Regions from separate parts of the Homo sapiens genome. Here all the other regions are linked to region 4. Evidence: read pairs that join two places in POLR2A ChIA-PET (ENCODE). Cell type or tissue: B cell. All regions are shown on one strand. Region 1 overlaps FARS2 (phenylalanyl-tRNA synthetase 2, mitochondrial). Region 2 overlaps FARS2 (phenylalanyl-tRNA synthetase 2, mitochondrial). Region 3 overlaps FARS2 (phenylalanyl-tRNA synthetase 2, mitochondrial). Region 4 holds the start of LOC107986516 (a long non-coding RNA gene).

What was found. ChIA-PET counts read pairs that join two places held together with the same protein. Peaks named below come from ENCODE experiments on the same cell type or tissue, not always from the same donor. Only the 100,000 strongest peaks of a DNase experiment are listed, where the experiment ranks them.
Region 1: POLR2A ChIA-PET joins it to region 4 with 9 read pairs; 4 of 35 experiments call an interaction of 5 or more read pairs at or near these places.
Region 2: POLR2A ChIA-PET joins it to region 4 with 9 read pairs; 1 of 35 experiments calls an interaction of 5 or more read pairs at or near these places.
Region 3: POLR2A ChIA-PET joins it to region 4 with 6 read pairs; 2 of 35 experiments call an interaction of 5 or more read pairs at or near these places.

The regions. Positions count from the first base shown.
Region 1 is chr6:5,623,633-5,626,132 of GRCh38, forward strand. All of the region lies in intron 6 of FARS2 (phenylalanyl-tRNA synthetase 2, mitochondrial), which reads left to right. Among named protein-coding and RNA genes, the nearest start is that of FARS2-AS1, 170 kb to the left of the region's middle. In B cell, no CTCF peak of the experiment used is centred here; no DNase peak of the experiment used is centred here; H3K27ac peaks cover 55 bases.
Region 2 is chr6:5,505,949-5,508,448 of GRCh38, forward strand. All of the region lies in intron 4 of FARS2 (phenylalanyl-tRNA synthetase 2, mitochondrial), which reads left to right. Among named protein-coding and RNA genes, the nearest start is that of FARS2-AS1, 49 kb to the left of the region's middle. RefSeq lists an enhancer at 1,419-1,548. In B cell, no CTCF peak of the experiment used is centred here; DNase peaks (open chromatin) are centred at 573, 823 and 1,433; H3K4me3 peaks cover 1,527 bases; H3K27ac peaks cover 2,500 bases.
Region 3 is chr6:5,567,855-5,570,354 of GRCh38, forward strand. All of the region lies in intron 5 of FARS2 (phenylalanyl-tRNA synthetase 2, mitochondrial), which reads left to right. Among named protein-coding and RNA genes, the nearest start is that of FARS2-AS1, 110 kb to the left of the region's middle. In B cell, no CTCF peak of the experiment used is centred here; no DNase peak of the experiment used is centred here.
Region 4 is chr6:5,891,208-5,893,707 of GRCh38, forward strand. LOC107986516 (a long non-coding RNA gene) reads left to right here and starts at 361. Exons shown (of 2, transcript XR_007059427.1): 1 at 361-1,740. RefSeq lists an enhancer at 299-928. In B cell, a CTCF peak has its summit at 1,082; a DNase peak (open chromatin) is centred at 1,271; H3K4me3 peaks cover 763 bases; H3K27ac peaks cover 1,175 bases.

The sequences.
Region 1 (2,500 bases), 270 kb before region 4:
AGCCAGGAGGCGGAGGTCGCAGTGAGCTTAGATCATGCCACTACACTCCAGCCTGGGTGACAGAGCGAGACTGTGTCTCAAAAAAAATAAATAAATAAAATAAAGACTTTGTAAAGTGGCATCGATGCTGGTCAGCAGAGTTATATAGCCAGTCTGGGTGTTCTCTGGGTCCTGTGTTGGGAAAATGCTGTGGACAGTGGCAGATGAGATGACATTTCTGGTTTGCAAATCACATCCTGGTCTTATTCCTCTGGACAGAGCCAAATAAGTGCAGTTATCTGAACTTAAAGATAGCCTAGCGCTGAAAAGCCAATGACAGCTAATCTTGAGAGAGCCATGGGTACAGGGAGCTTGTCAGAAGTTGTGTCTCCTTGAAATTGGCAGCATGCAGTACCAAGGGGATGGCCAGACACTGCCAGGCCTCTTTAAAACTCTCCTGGCTGCTTCCTTTTCTTTTCCATTTTTATTGTAATGCTGGTGATGTGGGTATAAGAACTTTTGTTGTGGTGGTTCAGACAGCCGAAAAAGCAATTCTCACAAACTGTTTTTAGCCTGGATATCTGTTTTCCCCTTCTTCCTTTCTCTTTCCTCCTTCCCCAAGCTTTCTTTTAACAGCTTACGATGGGTGCATCTCATTCCCATCACATAGCAGCCCTGCTTGACACCAGCATTAGATGAATTAAATCACAGTTTGTTCAGTCCCCAAACACCTTGTTCCTCCTTGTTGCCCTGCACATCACCATTTGCCTAAAGATTCTTCGGGATTCCCTTCAGTGCTGTCCTGGCAGGGACCCAGGAGTAGTGTCTCTGCAGAGAGAAGGGCAGAGGCAGAGAGACTGCTTGCTCAACAGCAGCTAGGCAGGGAGAGAAGCCGGGCGCTGAAGGAGCTGTATCTTCAATGTTCTGCTGTTGCAATGCACACCTTCATGAAATCCTTTTTAACTTTCACTTAGCGGTTTTCAGCGAGTCTTTGGCTATTGTCTTCCCTTGGCATCCTGGGCACCTTTTTGTAGTGTGGCGATGGAATGCTCTCTTTCCAAGATGAGGGATGAGAGTAACTCACATCCTTTGATGTTCCCTGCCCCACCCCCTCATGATTAGATTCAAGCAAGTTAAACACACACCAAGAGCAACCTGTGACATGATATAAGTCACAGAATTGCTGGCAGAAATGGGGTAGGGTGGGGCGGCCCCGCCCCCGCCCCCTCATTTTGGGCAGTTATGAGTGACACTCTGAATTGTTCGAGGTTTTTAAACTTGTGCCCTCCGTTCACAAGATCACTTCTTTCTGGCTACCACCCAAATTCGATGTCCAGAGCCAGCATGGGAGTCTGCCCCTCATCCCCGCCTAACTCACTGTCCATCCACCTGTGTCTCCTGAGTTCTTCCCATCCCACACATGGCTCAGCCTTGAATGTACCATAGCTCCCACAGTTAATGATATTGTCTTGAAAACGAAGAGATTTATGAATTTGGATACATCCTGGCCCCTTCAGAGGGACCATTATCTTGACTGTAGATCTTGGAGTTAGGTCTCTAAAGACAGGCCTGTGATTTGTGAGAAAGTCTCAAGGATATGCAGGTAACACCTACTGGAGTCACGCTTCACCAGTTCACATTTCTGAGCAGCACAGACAGGTCTGGCAGTCTTGGGCCTCACGTTGCTGGTCTTCTCCAGAGCAAGAAACAAGCTGGGCTCCAGGATCACACAAGCAGGGCCGCGACTGACACAGGGGTGCAGGCTGAGGCAGCTCCCATGTCTCTTGTGCTAATTCTTTTCTTTAATTTGCTCATAACTGAGGCTTGAGTAGCAGCCAGGAGGGTGAACCAAAGAAGGCAAGGGGCCAGCATAGACAGGGATGAGGTCAGCCCCGGGGGGAGGGACTGATGATGTGCACAGATGTCTGCCAGGGGTCCTAATGGCACCCAAGATCCTGGGTGTCTGTCTTAGGAGGGATGTTTGGTAGAGAGACAAGTGGCCAGTGGACACTGTGGATATGTGTGGTGGGGCAGATGAGTGGTCACAGAGAAATAAGGCTTAGGGGGACAGCGATCCAGTCATTGGCAGAGTGGAGTCCTAGGTAAGGCCCAGTTACAGAGGAATGTGGAGGCCACAGCCTGGGATGCGGGACTCTGCTGTTACAGCAGAATCATCAGCAAGGCTGCCCGCCTGCCCTGATGGTGAGCCGCTGGCCAGGCTCCAGATGGTCTCTCCGGAGAGGTGGGACTGGGCTTGGAATCACAAGGCTGAATCTCAGATGCGCAGGTGGTGGGGATGGTTAAGTTAGAACATCCAGGCATCCAGCAGGTCTTTACAGAGGCTTCAGCTGGTTTTTTGCTTTGTTTCTGTTTTGTTTAATAGTGTACAGCTTCATAGTGATCTACATATTCATGTATGGTTTAGAGCCAGGGAAGGTGTTATCATGATTGGAATTTAATTGGGTGTCTAGTAAGGAAAAAGCAAGGTAGAATGTTCCATGACATTTACAGGAAGAAGATA
Region 2 (2,500 bases), 390 kb before region 4:
TTCTTTTCCACCTGAGTTTTAAGCAAATTAAGACATTGAAACAGGTGAAGGAAAGAGAATGTCAGCTTTATTTCTCCTCAGCTGATGGAATCACATGGCTTTGCATCTGCATCAAGAGGACCTGCTCTCCCTCCCTCCCCTCCAGCCCAACCTGGAGAATGGTGGGGTCTGCATAACAAGCATAGTCTCTCAGCTGTCCCAGTGGAGAGCAGGGCAAGAAAGCCTATTCCCAACTTCAAGGTCTTTTAGTAGATCAGCTCCGCCTCATCCAGAAATATGGACCAGCAAGTAACTTGCTCCTCCTAGGGAGTACTGAGCTCCTAGCGGGACTCAGTAAAGGGCAGGGTGTGGGGTCAGGAGAGTCACTCTAACGGAAGTTTTTTAGCAGAGAGAAAACAAGGCCAGCAGAATAGAGGAACCCCACTGTGAGTTGAAACTAAAACCTGAACCTTGACTCTCAAGATTTGTGAATGCCCCACTGTTGGTCCAACATTCAAATGGGCAGCTAGAGAGAGTGGGGCTGGGCACAGCCTCTTAACCACCGAATTGTCTTCTGTTTACAATTCTGCAGGCTCCTTCCCCATGTTTTGGTTGGGATCAGTGCAGAAGCTTCCCTGGTTTGTCTCTAGCACCTCCCACCACTGCCTAAGATTCCAGACGGGTATCACTCTGTGGACACCCAGCATATACAAACCTTCATAACATTACACGAAGATGCTTGGAGCCTGGGAAGGATCTGCTTTGAGGGGAAAGAGCAGATTTAGCTAATAGACATGGCAACTGGTGAGAAAGGTCATCTGCTTCAGTGGTTGATCACTGAGGCATTCATGAAAACAGCTAGATGGAGAATCGCTCTGAAAGTTCGTGAACAATAAGATAGCAGGGGAAATCTGACTATAACAGTAAATCTTCAGTGTTGCTCTTGGCAATCCAGAGTTTTTCACAGAGAGAGGCTAAGAGGCTAACCATATATTTAAAGACTGCCCCCTTTCCTGGATACATGTCTACTGTAAATGGCTTTGATTTTTCAACATAGGATGACTTTTTCCAGTTTTGCACATTTGAGTGCATGCACACTGCTGTTTGGAGTTTTAGATCTTTCTAAAATCCGATTCACACAGACACCTAACCTCTTTAACCCCTTTCTGCCACCTACCTTCTCTGTGAATACAGTGCTTGCAGCCTTTCAGAGACAGAGGTTTCAGAATTTGGCAGCAAAAAAAGTGATGGCTTCTAACACATTTACAGTGTGGTTAACAATAGCAGTTGCTGAACTCTGCCATGGCTGACTAGCTTTCCACTGTTAAGTGTGGTCACACTGGTAACATTTACTTAGGAACTGGGCACACGAGTTAAAATGTTACATGCACAACCCATTTGGGGTTTGAGGTATTCTCTTCTACATACGTTTTACTTGTTCATAAAAAGGAAGCTCTTTAAAAAAAAAAAATCTGATGTTTAGCTCCTGTTGATTCGTAATGGCTGAGAAGGAGTTTGAAGCATGTTTCTTTTCATCTCCTTTCAGCTTTTAATTTTTAGTACTTTCACTTATGTCTGTAAAAAGCAGTTAAAAGTGAAAGTCCCCTGACAGGAGTGTGTAATTGGCAGGCTGGGGTGGAAGGCAGGGGCTCATGATGGCTTTAAGAGAACGTGAAGAGGAAGCAGAGCTGTTCATTGTCAATGGTAATAGCTTTTAAGAGAGGCAGAACTTATGATTTGAGCTTAATTTCTAAATGAAGCTCATTTTCCAGTGTCCCAGCCCACCTCTCAGTGGCCTCCCGGCTAGTGGGTCAGACTGCGGACACGCCATGATGGCACACAGAGAGAAGACCGGAGGGAGCAGAGGGACAAGGGAGAAGCAGAGAGCAGGGGAGAAGAACTTAGAGGTGTATAAGAATTTGTTTATAAGTGTGTAGCCTGTTAAAACCTGACGATCCAAATGGGATGGGTGGCCAGAGCTTATGCCCCGAGGTAGGAGAAGGTTTCTTTTGCTTCTCAATTTCAGAATGTCTGGTAAGCAAGTGATTGAGAGTTCTGGGTTTTTATAGGCAAATAGAGAAAGGGAACAAGGCATGAAGTTTTATTAAAGCAAGGTATGCTTCTATGTTTCACAATAAGTTATTAAGTTCCTCTACTTATTTTCTAGCACTGCAATATATATGCATATTCTAATGGGGAGTTATTAACTCTTTGAAGAGATGAAAGGCAAAGATGTGAAATGTCTGGGAAAACAATCAAGTCAGTGATATAAACCATTAAGTGCAGTGTGCACCAAGAGAGGAATTTTCACCAGGAATGTAGGTGATCCCCATGTTGAGACCTAGTATAGTTTTGGATGCCACATCTCCGAGGGGATCATCCCCCACGTGGATTCCTCTCATCAGAATCTTTCTTGTAGTCTTTGTCCTAATTTATTTTTTGTTACCATTGGAATCTATAAGATGAGCAGATAATTCAGCAAGAAACAAGCTCAAGTGAGTGAACACATGACAGCAGGGAC
Region 3 (2,500 bases), 320 kb before region 4:
TGTCACTACATTTTCTCACTGGTAAAATAAGTTCAGATACTCTCAAAGGCCACTCCTTATTCTAGGATGCTATGAAAGTGAGTAGGATTTTCCTATCTCCTCTTCTGTGTACCTCAGATTGCATTGTTACTCCTGACATTCATCTTGACTTAATCTTGCCAGCTTAAAAAAGTTGTTGTGAAAAGAGATGAGTGTTTCTCTGTTGACTTGTGATTATGTGAACAGTGCAGAGTGCAAGCCCTCTCTCTGCTTCTGTCTGGTCTGTCTCTGTCCTTCCCCCTTTCTGTCTGTGTCTCTTGCTGTTTTTCTCTATGTGGCATTTTCTTTCACTCTGTCTCTTGTCACTCTTGTAATATGCGGTTCTGATTCACGTTCAACTGTCAACATAGCAAGGGGGAAATGGTCCCAGGCTGCATAAATCCACAATGGGAGTGATTTCTCTGCTCTTTATTAAGATTTTTGTTGATGTATGTGACATTCAACAGGATTTATCCCAAACACAAGAGCGTTATTAATTATTTATAAAACATTTCTGAGCATCTGCTCTTGTGCCAGGCACCGTGCTTGACCCTGGGGACACAGGAAGTATAGTTTCCTGCCTTCAGATAGCTCCCGCACTAGTGAGGGAGGGGCATTAATATGTATAGGTGCTTGATAAAGGTAGCTAGGCCTGAGGAGTCTGCACTGTGTGGCAGGCAATCAGTCCAGTAATGGGAAGGAGACAGAAGTGTGAGCAAAGTCCTGGAGGCGTGAGACAGCCATAGTCTGTGGTTCAGTGTAGGGTGTTTATAGCAGAGTGTGCTGAGTTAGTGTGGGGAATGTGGGCAGTGGCAAACTTAGCTCGCAAAGCTTAGGCTTTGAATGGTTTCTGTAAGGCAATTAGCAAGACATCCAATTTTGTGATCAGATTTCTATTTTAGACAGATCCCAGTGCGGATAAGATGAGGATAGATTGGGGCCATGAGGCTAGGAGCCCACTCGAGGCCCGGCACAGAAGAAATGATGTGATATCATGTAGGGTAGTAACAGAGAGACTAGAAGGTAGGGTTGGGCTCAGGAAATTTTAGGAGAAAACATTGAAAGATCTTGGATCCTTATGTGAGGCAGAGGCAGAGTGACCCTATGGCTTAACACCTAAATTGGGGTCTGGCTGCCTTTGAGACTTGCAGGGGCACTGTTAATAACTGTGTTGCATGTCTCGGTGCAAACTGGGATTGACCTGGGTAAAGTGGGTGTTTAATCACAGTAGGTAAACATGAGCCAGAAAGAAAATGGTTCCTAGGTTTCTGCCTTGGGAGCTGGGTAGATGAGAAACAGGAGAAAAAACAGGTCTGGAGAAGAAGATGATGAGTTCAATTTTGGCCAGGTGAGTACAGGAGTATAATTTTTTTTTTTTTTTTGAGACAGGTTCTCACTCTGTTGCCCAGGCTGGAGTGCAGTGGCACAGTCATGGCTCTCTGCATCCTTGACCAACTGGGCTCGGTCGATCCTCCCACCTCAGCCTCCTGAGTAGTTGGGACTATAAGCATATGCCCCCATGCCCGGCTAATTTTTGTATAGTTTTTGTGGAGATGGGGTTTCGCCACATTGTCCATGCTGAGCTCAACTGATCCACCCACCTCGGCTTCCCAGAGTGCTGGGATTACAGGCGTGAGCCACCGTATTTGAGCAGGAATATAAAAATGTGAATTTAAACAACTTCATTGTGGTGGTGGTAGTGGTCATTGTCTTTGTTTTGTTTGTTTTAATTGGCATAGTCAAGTCTTCAGCTGAGCAACTGGTCTTAGGTATGGCTGGCCCAAGTGACAACTCAGGCCAAGATAGAAGTGAGAAGTTGGAACAGGGTTGTTTACTGTGGAGGATGAGTCAGAGCTGAGCCCTTTAAGAGAGGATGGTCCAGGGGAGGTGAAGTCAGGGCATATTGTTATGGGGGAGAGGTAGTTGCTGAGCAAGCACTGGCATGGGTTGATGCTTGGGAATGGCTGTCAAGAGGACAGAGTGCAAAGGTCAACAGGTAAGATAAAGGAAAGCTTCCTCCAGAAAAGAGGACTGCATTAACAGGGGTTGGGGAGAGAGGTAGAAGACGGATGTCAGGGTCAGGCATACAGTGTTTCTTCCCTGCCTGCCCAACATGCTGGACTCTTTAAGGATCCTTCAATTCTTGAACCTTGCTTAAGGACAGGTTATGTAAATGCTAGTCATCAGCAAAAGCCAAACTCACATTGTTATTTCTTTTTAATCATAGCTGTATTAAGCTTTTGGAGGTCTGTTCTCCCAAATGTTTCTGTCTGTTAAGCAGAAAATATTTCTTCCTTGACCAAGGACTGAAAAGTGAAAGAAAAAAGATAGAATAAAATGTTCTATCTAGAAAGTGCTATCTAGATTTGAATAGTTGGAACATCTTCCTAAGGTGTTTATTTTGGTGGATATGTGAGGAAATGAGAAGAGACGATGATATTGAAAGTTGACTTGCATTATTTGTTTAAAGTTTTGACAATTT
Region 4 (2,500 bases):
GTCAAAGTCATTCTCCATCCAGCTTTGTTCCGTTGCTGGTGAGGAACTGCATTCCTTTGGAGGAGGAGAGGCGGTCTGCTTTTTAGAGTTTCCAGTTTTTCTGTTCTGTTTTTTCCCCATCTTTGTGGTTTTATCTACTTTTGGTCTTTGATGATGGTGATGTACAGATGGGTTTTTGGTGTGGATGTCCTTTCTGTTTGTCAGTTTTCCTTCTAACAGACAGGACACTCAGCTGCAGGTCTGTTGGAGTACCCTGCCGTGTGAGGTGTCTGTGTGCCCCTGCTGGGGGGTGCCTCCCAGTTAGGCTGCTCGGGGGTCAGGGGTCAGGGACCCACTTGAGGAGGCAGTCTGCCCGTTCTCAGATCTCCAGCTGCGTGCTGGGAGAACCAGTGCTCTCTTCAAAGCTGTCAGACAGGGACATTTAAGTCTGCACAGGTTACTGCTGTCTTTTTGTTTGTCTGTGCCCTGCCCCCAGAGGTGGAGCCTACAGAGGCAGGCAGGCCTCCTTGAGCTGTGGTGGGCTCCGCCCAGTTCGAGCTTCCCGGCTGCTTTGTTTACCTAAGTAAGCCTGGGCAATGGCGGGCGCCCCTCCCCCAGCCTCGCTGCCGCCTTGCAGTTTGATCTCAGACTGCTGTGCTAGCAATCAGCGAGACTCCGTGGGCGTAGGACCCTCCGAGCCAGGTGCCGGATATAATCTCGTGGTGCGCTGTTTTTTTTTGTTTTGTTTTTTTTTTTGTTTGTTTTTTTTTGAGACGGAGTCTCGCTCTGTCGCCCAGGCCGGACTGCGGACTGCAGTGGCGCAATCTCGGCTCACTGCAAGCTCCGCTTCCCGGGTTCACGCCATTCTCCTGCCTCAGCCTCCCGAGTAGCTGGGACTACAGGCGGTGCGCCGTTTTTTAAGCCCGTCGGAAAAGCGCAGTATTCGGGTGGGAGTGACCCGATTTTCCAGGTGCCGTCCGTCACCCCTTTCTTTGACTCGGAAAGGGAACTCCCTGACCCCTTGCGCTTCCCGAGTGAGGCAGTGCCTCGCCCTGCTTCGGCTCGCACACGGTGCGCGCACCCACTGACCTGCGCCCGCTCTCTGGCACTCCCTAGTGAGATGAACCCGGTACCTCAGATGGAAATGCAGAAATCACCGTCTTCTGCGTCGCTCACGCTGGGAGCTGTAGACCGGAGCTGTTCCTATTCGGCCATCTTGGCTCCTCCAGGCCAATTTACTTTCAAAAATACCTGCATCCAGGAACTCTCATGCTAGCAGGATGAGGTAATGACTATTTCCCATACTCGTGTCAACTTTGAGCAATGCTAGGAATTTCCATATGTCCAAACAACTGTTTATCAGGAAATGCAACAAGGTACTTTTGACACTGAGCGTGAAAGGAACTCATTGAACCAAAATCTTCCAAAAAGACTGGAACATAAGAGAGCGGATGAAGAGCATAATAGAAGAGAAGTGCCAGGGAGGAGGATTATCTTAGGCAGAGCACACTGAGGATGGAGAGTTACCAGCCCTCCCGAGCTGTCGTTGGCACTGAACCAATGAGAGCCATTCATGTGCCTGTCTGTGCCTTGTGTTTTTCTTCTTCAACATATACTTTAGAACATCCATTCTGTGCAAAGCTCTGTGCCCACAGCTGTTGAGATGCCAGATGCATGCTGTTCCCTGCCCTGAAGACCCCAGCAGTCAGGCCAGGGAGAGAAGACATTCTTAGACAACCCAACAGTCGTCCCTGGGGAAAGGTGAGTGGTGCCCGATGAGGGATTGAATAAGAGAAGACATCACCATGGGCTACAGTGGTCAGGAAAGGCTTTGGAATAGAACAGCAAATCTTTATGGAGCGTTTACTGGGTACCACGCAGTGTTTTAAGCACTTTCTGAATCACTGAATATTCACAGTAACCCATATTAGGTAGGCACTAATAGTACCTACAATTTACCAATGAGAAAATTGAGGCACAAGAGTTGAAATACCTTGCACCAGGTTGCGGAGGTGGTGGTAAATGGGGGAGTCAAGCAGATGGGTTCTGGATTCCTTATTAACCGTGATTCTATGCAGCCTTCACATTTAAGTTACTATCAACGTGTAACAAATCACTATGACCATAGTTGCATAAAGCAACTGTTTTATTATGCTCCCAAATTCTGTGGGTCAGGAATTTGGATAGAACACATCAGGGACAGCTTGGCTCTGCTCCACGTCTGGGGCCTTGACTGGGTGCATGAACACCGGGGGTTGACTCAATATGACCGGAATCACCTGGAGGCATCCATGTGTCCAGTAGATGATACTGGCTGTCAGCTGGGACCTCAGCTGTGGCTGCAGCTGGAACACCCATACGTGGCCTCTCCAGGTGGCCTGGGCTTCTACACAGCATGGTGGCCTCAGAGCAGTCAGACTTCATACACTATGGCTTAAGGCTCTAAAGGCAAGTGTCCCAGCAAACAAAGAGGAAGCAGCATTGCCTTTCCTGAGCTAACCCTGGAAGTCCCACAGTCTCA